Regions from separate parts of the Homo sapiens genome. Here region 1 is linked to region 2. A link is an interaction called in ENCODE POLR2A ChIA-PET data of the cell type or tissue named here. Cell type or tissue: Panc1. All regions are shown on one strand. Links, peaks and the distances in the headings refer to the core of each region. The heading gives the core; the rest is flanking DNA.

Region 1 (5,000 bases), core at 1-5,000, 280 kb before region 2:
AGTAGCACAATCTTGGCTCACTGCAACCTCCGCCTCCCGGGTTCAAGCGATTCTTTTGTCTCAGCCTCCCGAGTAGCTGGGACTACGGGCTTGTGCCACCACAGAGACAGGGTTTCACCATATTGGCCAGGCTGGTCTTGAACTCCTGACCTCGTGATCCACCCGCCTCGGCCTCCCAAAGTGCTGGGATTACAGGAGTGAGCCACCGTGCCTGGCCTCACTCTACTTTCTTAATATCTCTTGGATTTGTCCCATTCTCGCTTTCCTTATTGCCACTGTCTTTGTTCTGGCCCTCATCATTTCTAGTTTGGATTACTACAACTGAGATGAATTAAATCCAGGCTGCCACTGAGGCAGGAACATAGGGTCTAGAGGCAGGCAACTCACTTCAGCTATGAGAGGAAATATCCTTTTCATAGGGCATACACTGGGTAAATGGGACTGTGTAACTTTACTTCATCCTTTTCATTTACATAGGGCGTGTGTACCCCAGGTAGAGGGCATTTAAATTCACAAAAAACTCTGTAACAGAACCTTTGAGCCCCTATGCTTGGGCCCGCTCCCACGCTGTAGAGTTTTCTTTTCTTTTTTTTTTCTTGAGACGGAGTTTCGCTCTTGTTGCCCAGGCTGGAGTGCAATGGCGCAATCTCAGCTCACCGCAACCTCCTCCTCCTGGATTCAAGCGATTCTCCTGCCTCAGCCTCCCGAGTAGCTGGGATTACAGGCATGTGCCAGCACGCCTGGCTAATTTTGTATTTTTAGTAGAGAAGGGGTTTCTCCATGTTGGTCAGCCTGGTCTTGAACTCCCGACCTCAGGTGATCCATCCGCCTCGGCCTCCCAAATTGCTGGGATTACAGGCATGAGCCACGACGCCCAGCTGAGTTTTCTTTTCTTTGCTTTTTTTTTTTTTTTTTTTGAGATGGAGTTTCCTTCTGTTGCCCAGGCTGGAGTGTAATGGTGTGGTCTTGGCTCACTGCAACCTCGGCCTCCCGGGTTGAAGTGATTCTCCTGCCTCAGCCTCTCAAGTAGCTGGGATTACAGGTGTGAGCCAACACATCTGTCTACTTTTGCATTTTTTTTAGTAGATAGAGGGTTTTACCATGTTGGCCAGGCTGGTCTCGAACTCCTGACCTCAAGTGATCCACCTGGGTCAGCCTCCCAAAGTGCTGGGATTACAGGCGTGAGCCACCGCGCCCGTGCTACTTTCATTTTCAATAAATCCCTTAATTCCTTCCTTGCTTTGTTTGTGCGTTTTGTCCAGTTGTTTGTGCAAAACCCCAAGAACCTGGAACACCCTCCACCGTTAACATATTTTGGCGAGCCAGCCAGGAGGAAAATGTAAGCCCAAAGTTTGGGATTTATTTTCCCCCTTTTTCCTTTTCCTTTCTACTCCATAAAGGGGAATCTCTCCCTCTCTCTGTCTTCCTTTCCAACCCAGGACCGTTGGTGGGCAGCGCCCAAACATGGAAGCAACTGCAGGTTTTTGGCCATGGCCAGTGAAACTAAGGGGTTTCCATGTGGAGAAGCCTAACTACCACCTCCTGGTTCGCTTAAGGAACCTGGGTCTTTTTCGTTTTTTTCCTTTTTTTTTTTTTTTGAGATGGAGTCACTCTGTCACCGAGGTTGGAGTGCATTGGCAAGATCTCTGCTCACTGCAACCTCTACCTCCCAGGTTCAAGGAATTCTCTGCTACAGCCTCCCGAGCAGCTAGGATTACAGGCACCAGCCACCACGCCCGGCTAATTTTTTGTATTTTTAGTAGAGACGGAGTTTCACCATCTTGGCCGGGTTGGTCTTGAACTCCTGACCTCGTGATCCACCCGCCTCGGCCTCCCAAAGTACTGGGATTACAGGTGTGAGCTACCGCGCCCGGCTACAGATGACTGATTTTATCTCAAACAATGAATAACAATCATAAATGATATTTATTTGTGTGCCAGGCATTGCACTATATAATTTACTGCTTTTTTTTTTTTTTTTTTTTTTTTGAGACGGAGTCTCGCTCTTGTTGCCCATGCTGGAGTGCAATGGCGCGATCCTGGTTAACTGCAACCTCCGCCTCCTGGGTTCAAGCGATTCTTCTGCTTCAGCCTCCCGAGTACCTGGGATTAGATGCGCACCACCACGCCCTGCTAATTTTTTTGTATTTGTAGTAGAGACGGGGTTTCGTCTTGTTGACCAGGCTGGTCTCGAACTCCTAACTTCAGGTGATCCGCCCGCCTCAGCCTCCCGAAGTGCTGGGATTACAGGCTTGAGCCACCGCGTCAGGCCATGAGTAGGTATTATTCTATTTCACTACAGCGGATAGTGAAACATAAAGACATTAAAATAATTTGTCTTAAGTTCCTGGACCATATGTAGTGGAACTGAGCTTTGTAGCCAGGCAATCTGTCTTCAGAGTTCAACTTAACTTCAAGGCGCTTGGTAGTCAGAATCCTTTGTATGTGATTCCAACAGGTTAACTCCTTTAGGGCAGAGGGCTGTTTTATGCTCAATATGGAACCTTGGATGGCCAACACAGCGTGTGGCACGTAGGAGGTGGTCCAGGGGCATTTGATGACCTCCAGGCAGTGGAGAGGCAGTCGAGGAAGACCAGGGCCCCAGGCGCCTACGTGGGTGGAATGCACAAGGTTGGCCTTGGCTGCCGGGGCTCCATGTCCCAGCACTAGCCAAGGAGGGCCTCAGCCGCGCTTGAATACTCGTGCTTTCCTCGCCGCGAGGCTTTGCGAATCTTGGCCACTAGCTAAAGGCGGGGTCGCCGGGCCGGTAGGAACTGGAGACACTCAGCCTCGCGGCAGGAAATGCGGCTCGTGGCTTCCGGCGCGTGCAGATGACGCGCGGCTCGGGCTTCCGCCTTGGGGAGCCGGCGGCGGAGTCCGGGACGTGGAGACCCGGGGTCCCGGCAGCCGGGCGGCCCGCGGGCCCAGGGTGGGGATGCACCGCCGCGGGGTGGGAGCTGGCGCCATCGCCAAGAAGAAACTTGCAGAGGTGAGCAGGAAGAAGGCCGACCCACAACCTGCCCCTGACCCGTGCGAGACTGAATTGTCCCGGAGCAGTGTCCTACCCGTTAATCACCTCCCAACAGAATCTGAGACTGGCTTCTCGGCCCCGGGACACAGAATTTCTCCAGCTTCCGGTGGATTGGCAGCGTTCCCAGATGCCCAGCCCTTTCTCCCATTTACCCAAGTTTAACTACAAATGGGATTCTACTCACAAATCTACAGTCGTCGATTCTACTCCTTCACCCTATCCTTCTCCCTAAGAAAACAATTTACAGAGATCCTCCTCTTTTCATCCCAAAGCTGTGGCAGCACAAATGGGGGAACCCAGCGCCCACTCTGTGTTTTTTTGTTTTGTTTTGTTTTTTGAGACAGAGTCTTGCTCTGTCGCCCAGGTTGGAGTGCAGTGGCGCGATCTCGGCTCACTGCAACCTCCACCTCCAGGGTTCACGCCGTTCTCCTGCCTCAGCCTCCTGAGTAGCTGGGACTACAGGCGCCCACCACCACGTCCGGCTATTTTTTTGTATTTTTAGTAGAGACGGGGTTTCACTGTGTTAGCCAGGATGGCTCGATCTCCTGACCTCGTGATCCGCCCGCCTCGGCGTCCCAAAGTTCTGGGATTACAGGCGTGAGCCACCGCGCCTGGCCTCCAGCGCCCACTCTCTTAACTTATGCTGGTCTCTTTGTCTGACAGGCCAAGTATAAGGAGCGAGGGACGGTCTTGGCTGAGGACCAGCTAGCCCAGGTAAGTCGGTTGGGGGGCCCCAGGCAGGGAGGGAGACCTAACCAGGTCTGGCCAAGACACCTTGGATACGAACTTGATTGTGTAGATTGAACTAGAAATAGGGTGTTTGGCAAATTTTGATTTCTGAGCCGCTGAGATCTTTTAGGTGACTTGCTAATAACAATAATGGCTAACATCTTTGAGTGATTACATGCTTGTAACGTCCCAGGCATTTGTCTATTTTCTTTACATAGACTGTCTTGTTCAATCCTCATTACAGTCCCATAAGGAAGGAACCCTATTATTCTGAGGTGTTTGTTTGTTTGTTTGTTTGTTTTTTGAGGGAGTCTTGCTCTGTTGCCCAGACTGGAGTACAGTGGCACGATCTCGGCTCACTGCAGCCTCCGTTTCCTGGGTTCAAGTGATTCTCCAACCTCAGCCTCCCGAGTAGCTAGAACTACAGACATGCGCCACCACGCCTGGGTAATTTTTGTATTTTTAGTAGAGACGGGTTTCTCCATGTTGGTCAGACTGGTCTCAAATTCTTGACCTCGTGATCCGCCCACCTTGGCTTCCCAGAGTGCTGGAATTAAAGGCGTGAGCCACTGTGCCGGGCCCTAATTTTTGTTATTTTTTTTTGTAGAGGCAGGGTTTCGCCATATTGACCAGGCTGGTCTCAAACTCCTGGCCTCAGGTGATCCACCCGCCTCGGCCTCCCAGAGTGCTGGGACTACAGGCGTGAGCCACCGCGCCCGGCCATATTCTGAGTTTAAAATTGAGAGCCGGGTGCTGTGGCATATGCCTGTAATCCCAGCACTTTGGGAAGCTGAGGAAGGCTGATCACCAGAGGTCCATAGTTCGAGACCAGCCTGGCCAACATGGCGAAACCCCGTCTCTACTAAAAATACAAAAATTAGCCGGGCGTGGTGGCGGGCTCCTGTAGTCCCAGCTACTGGGGAGGCTGAGGTAGGAGAATTGCATGAACCCAGGAGACAGAGGTTGCAGTGAGCCAGGATCATGCCACTGCACTCCACCTTGGGGGACAGAGCAAGACTCCATCTCAAAAAAAAGCAAAAAAAAAAAAAAAAAAAAAAAAAAGGCCGGGTGCGGTGGCTAACGCCTGTAATCCCAGCACTTTGGGAGGCCGAGGTGGGCAGAAATTGAGGACACTGGGGTGTTAAGTAATATATCCAAGGTTATATGGGTAGTAAGTGGTAGAGCTGTTATTGATTTAGGTCCTCTGGGGCTTTTCATTTTAAATACCTCAGAATAAAAT
Region 2 (11,360 bases), core at 2,308-7,307:
GGCAGGCGGATTACATCAGGTCAGGAGTTTGAGACCAGCCTGGCCAACATGGCAAAACCCCATCTCCATTAAAAATACAAAAATTAGGCTGGGTGAGGTGGCTCACGCCTGTAATGCCAGCACTTTGGGAGGCTGAGGTGGGTGGATCATTTGAGGTCAGGAGTTCGAGACCAGCTTGGCCAACATAGTGAAACCCCTTCTCTACTAAAAATACACAGATTAGCCGGGCGTGGTGGCGCAGGTGCCTATAATCCCACCTACTCGGGAAGCTAAGGCTGGAGAATCGCTTGAACCGTGGAGGTTGCAGTGAGCTGAGATTGCACCATTGCACTCCAATCTGGGTGACAAGAATGAAACTCTGTCTAAAAAAAAAATACAAAAATTACCCAAGCATGGTGGCACATGCCTGTAATCCCAGCTACTCGGGAGGCTGAGACAGGAAAATTGCTTGAACTCAGGAGGTGGAGGTTGCAGTGAGCCAAGATCACACCACTGCACTCCAGCCTGGGCAACAGAATGAGATTCCATCTAAAAATAAATAAATAAATAAATAAATAAATAAATAGAAAAATTAATAAGGAAAATCTTAGAGTACCTAGAGAAAAATGAACACATTACCTAGAAGGGCAAAGAAGACAAATACAGTGGACTTCTTGTCACAAACTATGTACACCGGAAGATAATGGAATAACATCTTTAAAGTACTAAAATAAAAACTATTAACTTAAAATTTTTTCCATCTTTAAACTATGAACATGAGACACCTATTAGCATCCTGTACCTCATAATGTCATGAACTGAGACAGGTAAACATCACTTCTGTGGTTTTCATGCCAAAATGTATGCTTACGTTTAGTCATGAGAGACATGAAACTCAAATTGAGACGAGTTTTACAAAATAATTGACCAGTGTAATAAATTAGTTGATTCCATGATGTTCAACTGCTGAGTTTTCAAGCCCCCACCCCCACTCCTCCTTTCCCTTTTATCCAAAACCTGGGCAAGCCAATAATAAAGGCAGAAGCTGGGCGTGGTGGCTCACGCCTATAATCCCAGCACTTTGGGAGGCCAAGGTTGACGGATCACTTGAGGCCTGGAGTTTGAGACCAGCTTGGCCAACATGGCAAAACCCTATCTCTACTGAAAATACAAAATTAGCTGGGCATGGTGGCGCATGCCAGTAATCCCAGCAACTTGGGAGGCTGAGGCACGAGAATTGCTTGAATTTGGGAGGCAGAGGTTGCAATGAACCGAGATTGCACCACTGCACTCCAGCCTGGGCAGCAGGGTGAGACTCTGTCTCCAAAATAATAATAATGATAAGAATAATAATGCCAGGGTACTCTCCTCCCTTAATGCCAGGGTACTCTCCTCCCTTGCACCAGTAGGGAAATTCAAACCACAAAACCCTGGCCTGTGCATCAGAACTCTCACCCCAGCTTTACTCCCTAACAGTAAAACCCAGGGCCACTTGCATCTCCTTGTTCTCAAGCTGTTTTTAGGCCTTCTTAAGAGCCTGCCCTGTTCTGCACAGAAAACCTCATTACACGAGTAATAAGCTTTTTCAAACCCTCTGTATGTGTGTATGTGGCATCACCAATCTTGATGTCTAAACCAAATCTGGGGTAGAGATTTGATCCCTTCCTCTGTGGGGCAATCACAAGACAACTGGCACAGGGAACAGCGTACCTTAGATGATAGCCACCCACCATCAGGGGTCTCTCTCCTCTCACTTTGGCTTGCTATTGATTCTGCTGCCTATTGGCAAGCTTACACTTCGAGCTGTGCTGCTTTGTTCCACATTTGCTGAGGACTACTAAATCTCTGTTACAGATGTAACTGACCTGAATTGAAAGTTTCTATAATTGGCATTTTGAGACAGAAATATGAAATTGAGGATGTCCTTAAAGTGGCCCTAAAATGTGAGCCCCGTCTGGACCTATCTGTGCATCTTAGATTGAATTGTATGTCTTGATTCTGGCATAAACCATCGCCGATCCTAGGCTCAAGGGCATGACACTTATTATTTTGTGACTGTTGGTTGTATGTCCCAACCAGGCATTAGCCTATGTTCTATAGAGTGTGCAGGAGAAAGGCTGATACTCTGTGCAACATACAGGGCCATCTGGTGGTTGCTCCGGTGAGGAAGCGCAGTCACCAGGATTAAAGATAAAAACACTCAATAGCACTCCATGCCATGAACCCTTATAAAAACTAGGCCAGAATGCCTTACTCCATCTCTCTTAAAGGGTCAGAGGACACCACCATCACCCTACCAGATAACTATAAAACAGACCCAGAAAGAAGCTGGGTTTGATTAAGTGCTGCACCTTATCAAACTGTCAAGGGATTCATTCAAATCCAACTCAAGGCTGGGTGCAGTGGTTCATGCCTGTAATCTTAATGCTTTGGGAGGCTGAGGTGGGAGAATTGCTGGAGTCTAGGAGTTCAAGATCAGCCTGGGAAACATAGTAAGACCTCGTCTAGGCCGGGCATGGTGGCTCATGCCTGTAATCCCAGCACTTTGGGAGGCCGAGGCGGGCGGATCACGAGGTCAAGAGATTGAGACCATGCTGGCCAACATGGTGAAACCTCATCTCTACTAAAAACATAAAAATTAGCTGAGTGTGGTGGTGCGTGCCTGTAGTCCCAGCTACTCGAGAGGCTGAGGCAGGAGAATCGCTTGAACCTGGGAGATGGAGGTTGCAGTGAGCTGAGATTGCGCCACTGTACTCCAGCCTGGCAACAGAGCGTGACTCTGTCAAAAAAACAAACAAACAAATAAAACCTCATCTATACAAAAAATTTTAAAATTAGCCAGGTATGGTGACATGTACCTGTAGTCCCAGCTACTTGGGGGGCTGAGGTGAGAAGATTGCTGGAGTTTGAGGCTGCAGTGAGCCATGATTGTGCCACTGCACTCCAGCCTGGGTGACAGAGTAAGACCTTGTCATTAAAAAAATCCAGGGGTTGGGTGCAGTAGTCATGCCTGTACCTGTAATCCCAACACTTGGGGGGCTGAGGTGGGCAGATCACTTGAGGTCAGCAGTTTGAGACCAGCCTGGCCAACATGGCAAAACCCCATCTCTACCAAAAATACAAAAATTAGCCAGAGGTGGGGGCGTGTAGTCCCAGCTACTGGGGAGGCTGAGGCGTGAGAATCACTTGAACCTAGTAGCAGAGGTTGGACTGAGCTGGGATTGTGCCTCTGCACTCCAGCCTGGGCAACAGAGTAAGACCCTGTCTCAAAAAAAAAAAAAAAAATCCACTAGCCTGGGCACCACAGCAAAACCCCATCTCTACAAAAAATGCAAAAATCAGCTGGGTGTGGTGTTGGGTGCCTATAGTCCCAGCTACTCTGGAGGATGAGGTGGTAGGATCACTTGAGCTGATGAGTTTGAGGCTGCAGTGAGCCAACATCACACCATTGCACTCCAACCTGGGAGACAGAGCGAGACTGCCAAAAAATAAAAAATAAAAAATAAATAAAAATCCAACTTAAGTCTACAGTCCCTAAATCAAATAAAATAACAATTGCCATGAAAGTGGCTGCCATAAGGCCAGGTGCAGTGGCTCACGCCTTGTAATCTCAGCACTTTGGGAGTCCAAGGCAGGCAGATCACGAGGTCAGGAGATCTAGATAATCCTGGCTAACACAGTGAAACCCCGTCTCTACTAAAAGTAAAAAAAATTGGCCTGGCATCGTAGCGGGCCCCTGTAGTCCCACCTACTCGGGAGGCTGAGGCAGGAGAATGGCGTGAACCCGGGAGGCGGAGCTTGCAGTAAGCTGAGATCGCACCACTGCACTCCAGCCTGGGCTACAGAGCGAGACTCCGTCTCAAAAAAAAAAAAAAAAGAAAAAAAAAAGAAAATGGCTGTCATGAAAGTGGCCCCTAACCCTGAGGGTACTGATTTGGGACTCTCCAGAAGAAGAAACGTAAATATGAGCAGAGAAGAGAAGCTCCCTCCCCCTGAAGTACATCCAGTAACTCCCCCCAGACACACACACACACACACACACACACACAACTTAACAGAGGTTCATGATTTAACCCAGTTGCAAATCTTAAATTTACTCTAAAAACTATACAATAAAAAGATATTTAAAGAAGGAAGGGAGGGTCTTGTTGGCTTTTGCACTTGTACAACATAAGTTCTAAATTAACTTTAGGCCAGGCGTGGTGGCTCATGCCTATAATCCCAACACTTTGGGAGGCCAAGGCAGGTGGATTACCTGAGGTCAGGAGTTCGAGACCAGCCTGGCCAATATGGTGAAACTCCATCTCTACTAAAAAATACAAAACTAGGCTGGGCGCGGTGGCTCATGCCTGTAATAAAAGCTCTTTGGGATGCCGAGGCAGGCAGATCACGAGGTCAGGAGATCGAGACCAGCCTGGATAACACACAAAAAAATTAGCCAGGTGTGGTGGCACGCGCCTGTAGTCCCAGCTACTCTGGAGGCTGAGGCAGGAGAATCGCTTGAACCCAGGAGGCAGATGTTGCAGTGAGCCGAGATCATGGCACTGCACTCCAGCCTGGGCGACAGAGCGAGACTCTGTCTCAAAAAAAAAAAAAAAAAAAAAAAAAAAAAGAAAAGAAGAAGAAGAACTATTGATTTGCCTAAATTCCCCATATTCATAGTGCCTGTTGCCCTAAAATATTCCACAATGGACATGTACTCTGGCCTAGTGAGTACTAAACAAAAACAAAATTAAGTTTTTGGCAATTACAACTGGCTTAACAAAATGAGAACCTGAGCCTTTATCATAACCTATTAAAACTGTTCACACAGATAAAACTAGGTATCCTGAGAGTGACTCTGTATAAAAAATAAATAAATAAAATGTACTAGGACCTTTTCGAGACAGGGTCTCACTCTGTGGCCCAGGCTGGAGTGCAGTGGTGCAATCTCAGCTCACTGCAGCTTCCCCTTCCCAGGTTCAGGTGATCCTGCCACCTCAGCCTCCCTAGTAGCTAGGACTACAGGCACACGCCACTTGTTTCGGCTAATTTTTGTATTTTTGTTTGTAGAGATGGGTTTTTTCCCATGTTTTCCAGGCTGGTCTCAAACTCCTGGACTCATGCAATCCACATGCCTCAGCCTCCCAAAGTGCTAGGATTACAGATGTGAGCCACCGCACCTAGCCATAAGCTCAAAACCCATTATATAAGACCTATTTAGAGAAGGGTGATTGTCCCCAGTTTTTCTCCACTCCAAATTGTCCTGGTCTTAAACCTAGAATGAATGAAGGATGCCTGATGGTGGATTACCACAATCATAATGCTGCAGTTCCACTTAAGAGTTCCTGGCACTCCTGAAACCCTTGAAATCTTTAGGCTAATATGTGTCTTTTGCATGCTAATGAAATGATTAGCTGGGAGTGCTAGATAGCTTCAAGATGGGGGCTGATGATCAGAAAGACCAAGGCATTAAAAGTTTGGAACTTTCAGGCTCATCTCAGACCTATGGGGCGGGGAGAGGGCTGGAGATTGAATCAGTCACCAATGGCCAATAATTTAATCAATCATGCCTAGGTAATTAAACCTCCATAAGTCCCTTCTACCCTACAGGGTTCTGTAAACACGTGGAGGTCCCGGGAGAGTGAAGCACTCAGGGCATGGAAACTCTGGGGGTACCCTCCTCCACCCCCGCTCAATACCCTTCCCTGGGCATCTCTTCCATCTGGCTGTTCCTGAATTGCATCCTTTATAATAAGCCAGTAAATGTAAGTAAAGTATTTTCCCGAGTTCTGTGAGCTATTCCAGTAAATTATGGAAACTGAGGAGGGGGTCATGAGAACACCCGATTTTTAACTGGCCAGTCAGAAGTACAGGAGGCCTGGGACTTGTGACTGGTCTCTAAAGATGGGGCAATCTCGTGGGAACTGATGTGAACTCCAGGTAGATAGTGTCAGAATGAAACTGAATTGCTGGACACCCAGTTGGTTTTCAGAGAGTTGGAGAATTGGTTGGTGTATTAGGTCGTTTTCAGGCTGCTGATAAAGATATACCCGAGACTGGGAAGAAAAGAGGTATAATGGACTTACAATTCCAAATGGCTGGGGAGGCCTCACGATCATGGCAGAAGGCAAGGAGGAACAAATCACATCTTACATGGATGGCAGCAGGCAAGAGAAAGAGAGCTTGTGCAGGGAAACTCCCGTTTTTAAAACCATCAGATCTTGTGAGACTTATCCACTATCATGAGAATAGCACAGGAAAGACCCACCCTCATGTTTCAATTACTTCCCACTGGGTTCCTCCCACGACATGTAGGAATTGTGGGAGTTACAATTCAAGATGAGATTTGGGTGGGAACACAGTCAAACCATATCAGTTGGTATAGGGGAAAAAACCCATACATTTAGTGTCAGAAGTGTTGTGAGTAAAAAACAGGCCAGCTTCTATACTACTAAAATTACTGCCTCCCTCCAATCAGCAACTGGCAAATACTTTGCTATCATATATTTGGGCTAATATGTTCTCTTAAGTTCCCGTTTCAGCCAGCTTGTCTTTACCATTGCATGGACACAATATACTAACTACCCATGGGACCCCCAACAGACCTGCCATTGCACACGATCTTTGCAAACAAAAACCTTAACTGCATCCAACTCTCTCCAGAAACACAAGTATGATGTTAGATATATGACATCCTTCTCAGAGGAAATTAATTTTTTAAAAAGACAGGGTCTTGAGGCCGGGCGCGGTGGCTCACGCCTGTAATCCCAGCACTTTGGGAGGCCGAGGTGGGTGGATCATGAGGTCAAGAGATCGAGACCATCCTGGCCAACATGGTGAAACCCCGTCTCTACTAAAAATACAAAAAAAATAGCCGGATGTGGCGGCAGGTGCCTGTAGTCCCAGCTACTCGGGAGGCTGAGGCAGGAGAATGGCATGAACCCAGGAGGCTGAGCTTGCAGTGATCCGAGATCACGCCACTGCACTCCAGCCTGGGCAACAGTGTGAGACTCTGTCTCGAAAAAAAAAAATAAATAAATAAATAAATAATAAAAATAAAAAGACAGGATCTTATGATGTTGCCCAGGCTGGAGTGCAGTAGCTATTCACAAGTACAGTCATAGCACACTGCAGCCTCAAACTCCTGGGCTCAAACGATCCTCCCCTCTCAGCCTCCTGAAGTAGTTGGGTGCAGTGGAAATTCATTTGATACACTAATTTAACGCATACAAACATTCAAAAGGCAGCTCATGAAAAAGGATGGGTCATTTCTTCCACACAAAGTACAAGGTACAAGCACAAGTATACCTCAGTAAAATTTCTGGGTATTACTTAGTAAATTGAGAGCTGTTTATCCTTGACATTTCTGACATTGTCAAGAAATCTCTATTGACCCTCTTAGCACCCACAATGCTAAAAGCCCAGTATCTTTTAGAACTCTGGGGGTTCTGAAGCAACATGTTCCTCCTTTGCAAATTTTAATTAAGACATTTTTGGTTTTTTTTTTTGAGTCAGAATCTCCCTCTGCCACCAAGGCTGGACTGCAGTGGCATGATCTTGGCTCACTGCAACCTCTGCTTCTCAGGTTCAAGTGATCCTCCTGCCTCAGCCTCCCAAGAAGCTGGGATAACACGCACCCACCACCACGCTCAGCTAATTTTTTTGTATTTTTTTAGTAGAAACGGGGTTTCAGCATGTTGGCCAGGCTGGTCTCGAACTCCTGACCTCAAGTTATCCACCCGCTTTGGCCTCCCAAAGTGCTGGGATTACAGGTGTGAACCACTGCACCCGGCCCTACTTAAGCCCATTTTTGCTGTTCCTTACAAATTGGTTCACCTGAATGGGGTCCACTAAAACAAAAGGCTTAAAACCTGTTCAAATTGCAAAAGGACAGACCCTACTGTTAGTGCTCCCCAGAAATTCCTTCACTGTAGAGGCTTTAGCAACCTCCTCTCATACTTCCAGAGACTGTTAGTGCTCCCCAGAAATTCCTTCACTGTAGAGGCTTTAGCAACCTCCTCTCATACTTCCAGAGTCTTTGGTTCACTTATGATGGCCATAAATAGTCTGTGGGTTTCCGATGCAAGAAATCGCCTTCCTCAGCCTGATGCTATACATTATTAGAGTGACAATAGCTGACTGCATACTGGACTCTTCCAAAAAAGGAGGCTCTTACAGGCCTTGAGACCATGACACACTAGCTGCCCGCTATGCCTTGGGCCATGGAAGGCACACCCCCAAAGCTTGGCATGGCTATTGAGGCTTCCTTGCTAAAATGAAAATAGTATCTACAGTATGGAGCCAAATCTGGGTCCTGTAGCATATCCTGCCTGCAGGAGGCCATGGGCTCCCCTGTCCTCAGTTTCTGGCCAGACACCACAGTGCTGAAGGAGGTCATTCCTCTCTCAGACCCCTTGGCTTCTTGGGGATCCCTTTGGGATCAACTGAGTGAACAGCAAAGGGAATTCACATACTTTAAAAATGGCAGTGCTACCGTCACAACTGATTCTATTTGTGTTTTCCATCCCTTAACAGACATCCCTGATAAAAGACAGGACCCAAGGGTCCACACAATTTGCCAAACTTCAAGCAGTCATCTTAGCAACAAAGGATGCCCTGCCCAATAAGCAACCCCATCTTAACATTTTTCAGACCCTTAGGCCATTGCCAATTACCTGGCTATCTGGTCTGACTAATGGCAACAACAGTTCTTTATCCAAGGTCATCCTCTTTGGGGTAAAGAACTCTGGAAATGTCTTGCTTGAAGATACCCAGAAATATAAATCAAGGTCAGATATATCTCTGCACATACTCAAGCCACAATACAAGGCCTCACCAAGATACTCCTTATCCCCTTCAGAGTTCCATACATTCTTGAGAGTGACCGAGGCATTCATTTCACTTCTCAAAATACATAACATTAGGCTCTTTAATAAGAAGGCATTGAACAGAAATTTTATCCCCCTTACTGGCCTCAGGCTGCAGGCCTCATAGAGTACCATCACAGCATACTTAAACAGGTTTAAATTTAATTTAAAAAAACAGGATACATTTCAGTAATCCATTAAACATCAGGGGTGAATTGTAACAGAATCCAATTCCATATTTGATGTTTGACCACTGACAGCTTTGAAGCCCCACAACTCCTCCTTAATCTTTTGCCCTCCATTTGGTAGACAAAAAAGCCTAGGTGTTTCCTCCCTTGGCTCCAGCAGGGAAGTTCAAACACTGGCCTGTGCATGGGAAAACCATGCCCTATCCCCAGCCCTTAACCTCAATAAGACCCAAGGCAACTTGCCCCTCCCTTGTTCTCAAGCCATTTTGGGGCCTTTTGGGGAGCCTGTTGTGCTCTGCCCAGAATGCCTCATGCCCTCTTTGTGTATATGTGGCATCATCAGTCTCCACATTCAAACCACATTTGGGTAGAGTTGCTGATCTTTGCTCTGCAGGGCAACCACAAACAACCAGCACAAGTGTCAAGAAAGGAAGCCTGAGGAACTATCCCAGATTAAAGGAGACTAAGAAGAAAAGACAATTAAAGGCAATAAGCAACCCTAGATTGAATACTGGTCAAGAAAAGGGGCAATAGTAGGACAATGGACAAAACTGGAATAAGGTCTCCAGGTGAGCTAATAGTATTGTATCAATGTCAATCTTTTAGTTTGGATGGTAGTTTTGTGGATGTTACCGTATGAAGAAATTGGGAAATAGGTTTATGGAAATTTTTTGGGCAATTTTGTAATTCTTCATAAGTATAATATTATTGCAAATTATAAAGTTTTAAAATGTTTTACCTTTAAATGACTATTTCAGACAAAAGCTAAAAGAAACTGTCGCCAGCATACCTGCAGTATACAAATGTTAAATATGCATATAAATATAAAACACCTTATTTCATTTTAATATATTTAAAAGACAATTTACTATTTAAGCAAAACATAATAGCAATGTACTGCAGGGCTCATAGCTACAGATAAATTATATGTCAGCAATAGCCACAAAAGAGAAGGAAATAGAAGTATACTATTGTATCACCATACATGAGGTAATATTCTTTTTATTTTATTTTTAATTTTTTTAGAGACAAGCTCTTTCTCTGTAGCCCAGGCTGGAGAGCAGTGATGTGATCGCAGCTCACTGCAGCCTCGAACTTCAGGGCTCAAGCAATCCTCCCCACTTAGCCTCCTGAGTAGCTGGGACTATAGGCACACAGCACTACGCCCAGCTAAGTGATATAATATTCTTTGCAGATAGACCGTGATAAGTTAAAGATGCAAATTATAAATCTCAAATGTGATGGTTAATTTTATGTGTCAACTTGACTAGGCCATGGGGTGCCAGATATTCAGTTAAACATTATTCTGGGTACGTCTACAAGGGTGTTTCTGCATGACATTATTTGAATCAATAGACTGAGTAAAGCACATTGCCCTCCCTAATATGGGTGGACCACATCCAATCGATTGAAGAACTGACAAGAACAAAAAGGCGCTCCTGCCAGTAGTGGAAGGCTCTCCCTGCCTGAATGTTTTTGAGCTGGAACACTGATCTTCTCCAGCCTTTAGACACAGATTCAGACTGGAGTTATGCCACTGATGCTCCTGGGTCCCCAGCTTGTCAACTGCAGATCTTGGGACTTCTCAGCCTCCATAATCATGCAAGCCAATTCCTTATAGTAAATCCTCCTCTGTCTGTCTATCTATCTATCTATCTATCTACCTATCTATCTCCTATAGGTTTTGTTTTTCTGGAAAAATCTGACTAATACATTAAAATAACAGTAACCACTAAAAATTAAAACAAAAAAGTAGGGTTAATAAGCCAACAGTTAGTTGAAATGAAAGAAATCCTGACCAGGCCCAGTGACTCACACCTGTAATTCCAGCACTTTGGGAGGCCGAGGCTGGCAGATCACCTGAGGTCAGGAGTTCGAGACCAGCCTGGCCAACATGGTGAAACCCCATCCCTACTAAAAATACAAAAATTAGCCGGGCATGGTGGCATGCGCCTGTAATCCCAGCTGCTCCAGAGGCTGAGACAGGAGAATCGCTTGAACCCAGGAGGCGGAGGTTTCAGTGAGCCAAGATTGTGCCATTGCACTCTAGCCTGGGGAACAAGAATGAAACTCCGTCTCAAAAACAAAACAACAACAACAAAAAGAAATCTTAAAACATATTCAATCTAAAAAAAGGCAGAAAAAGAGGAAAAGGGGAACAAATAACAGATAGTATAAATAAAAAACAGATAGCAAGATGGTAGATTTCAACTTAACCAAGTCAATAGGTTTAAATATCAATATAAGAGTAGAGATTGTCAGACTGAATAAAAACACAAGACTCGCCTGTAGTCCTAGCTACTCAGGAGGCTGAGGCTGGAGAACCGCATGAACCCGGGAGGCG

What was found. ChIA-PET counts read pairs that join two places held together with the same protein. Peaks named below come from ENCODE experiments on the same cell type or tissue, not always from the same donor. Only the 100,000 strongest peaks of a DNase experiment are listed, where the experiment ranks them.
Region 1: POLR2A ChIA-PET joins it to region 2 with 12 read pairs; 2 of 35 experiments call an interaction of 5 or more read pairs at or near these places.

Annotation. Positions count from the first base shown.
Region 1 is chr17:48,942,670-48,947,669 of GRCh38, reverse strand. SNF8 (SNF8 subunit of ESCRT-II) reads left to right here and starts at 2,828. Exons shown (of 8, transcript NM_007241.4): 1 at 2,828-2,989; 2 at 3,695-3,745. The coding sequence starts at 2,936. RefSeq lists a silencer at 2,886-3,115. In Panc1, for the core only: no CTCF peak of the experiment used is centred there; a DNase peak (open chromatin) is centred at 2,779; H3K4me3 peaks cover 2,319 bases; H3K27ac peaks cover 1,877 bases.
Region 2 is chr17:48,654,094-48,665,453 of GRCh38, reverse strand. The region is part of intron 3 of LINC02086 (long intergenic non-protein coding RNA 2086); the gene reads right to left. Among named protein-coding and RNA genes, the nearest start is that of LINC03057, 13 kb to the right of the region's middle. In Panc1, for the core only: no CTCF peak of the experiment used is centred there; no DNase peak of the experiment used is centred there.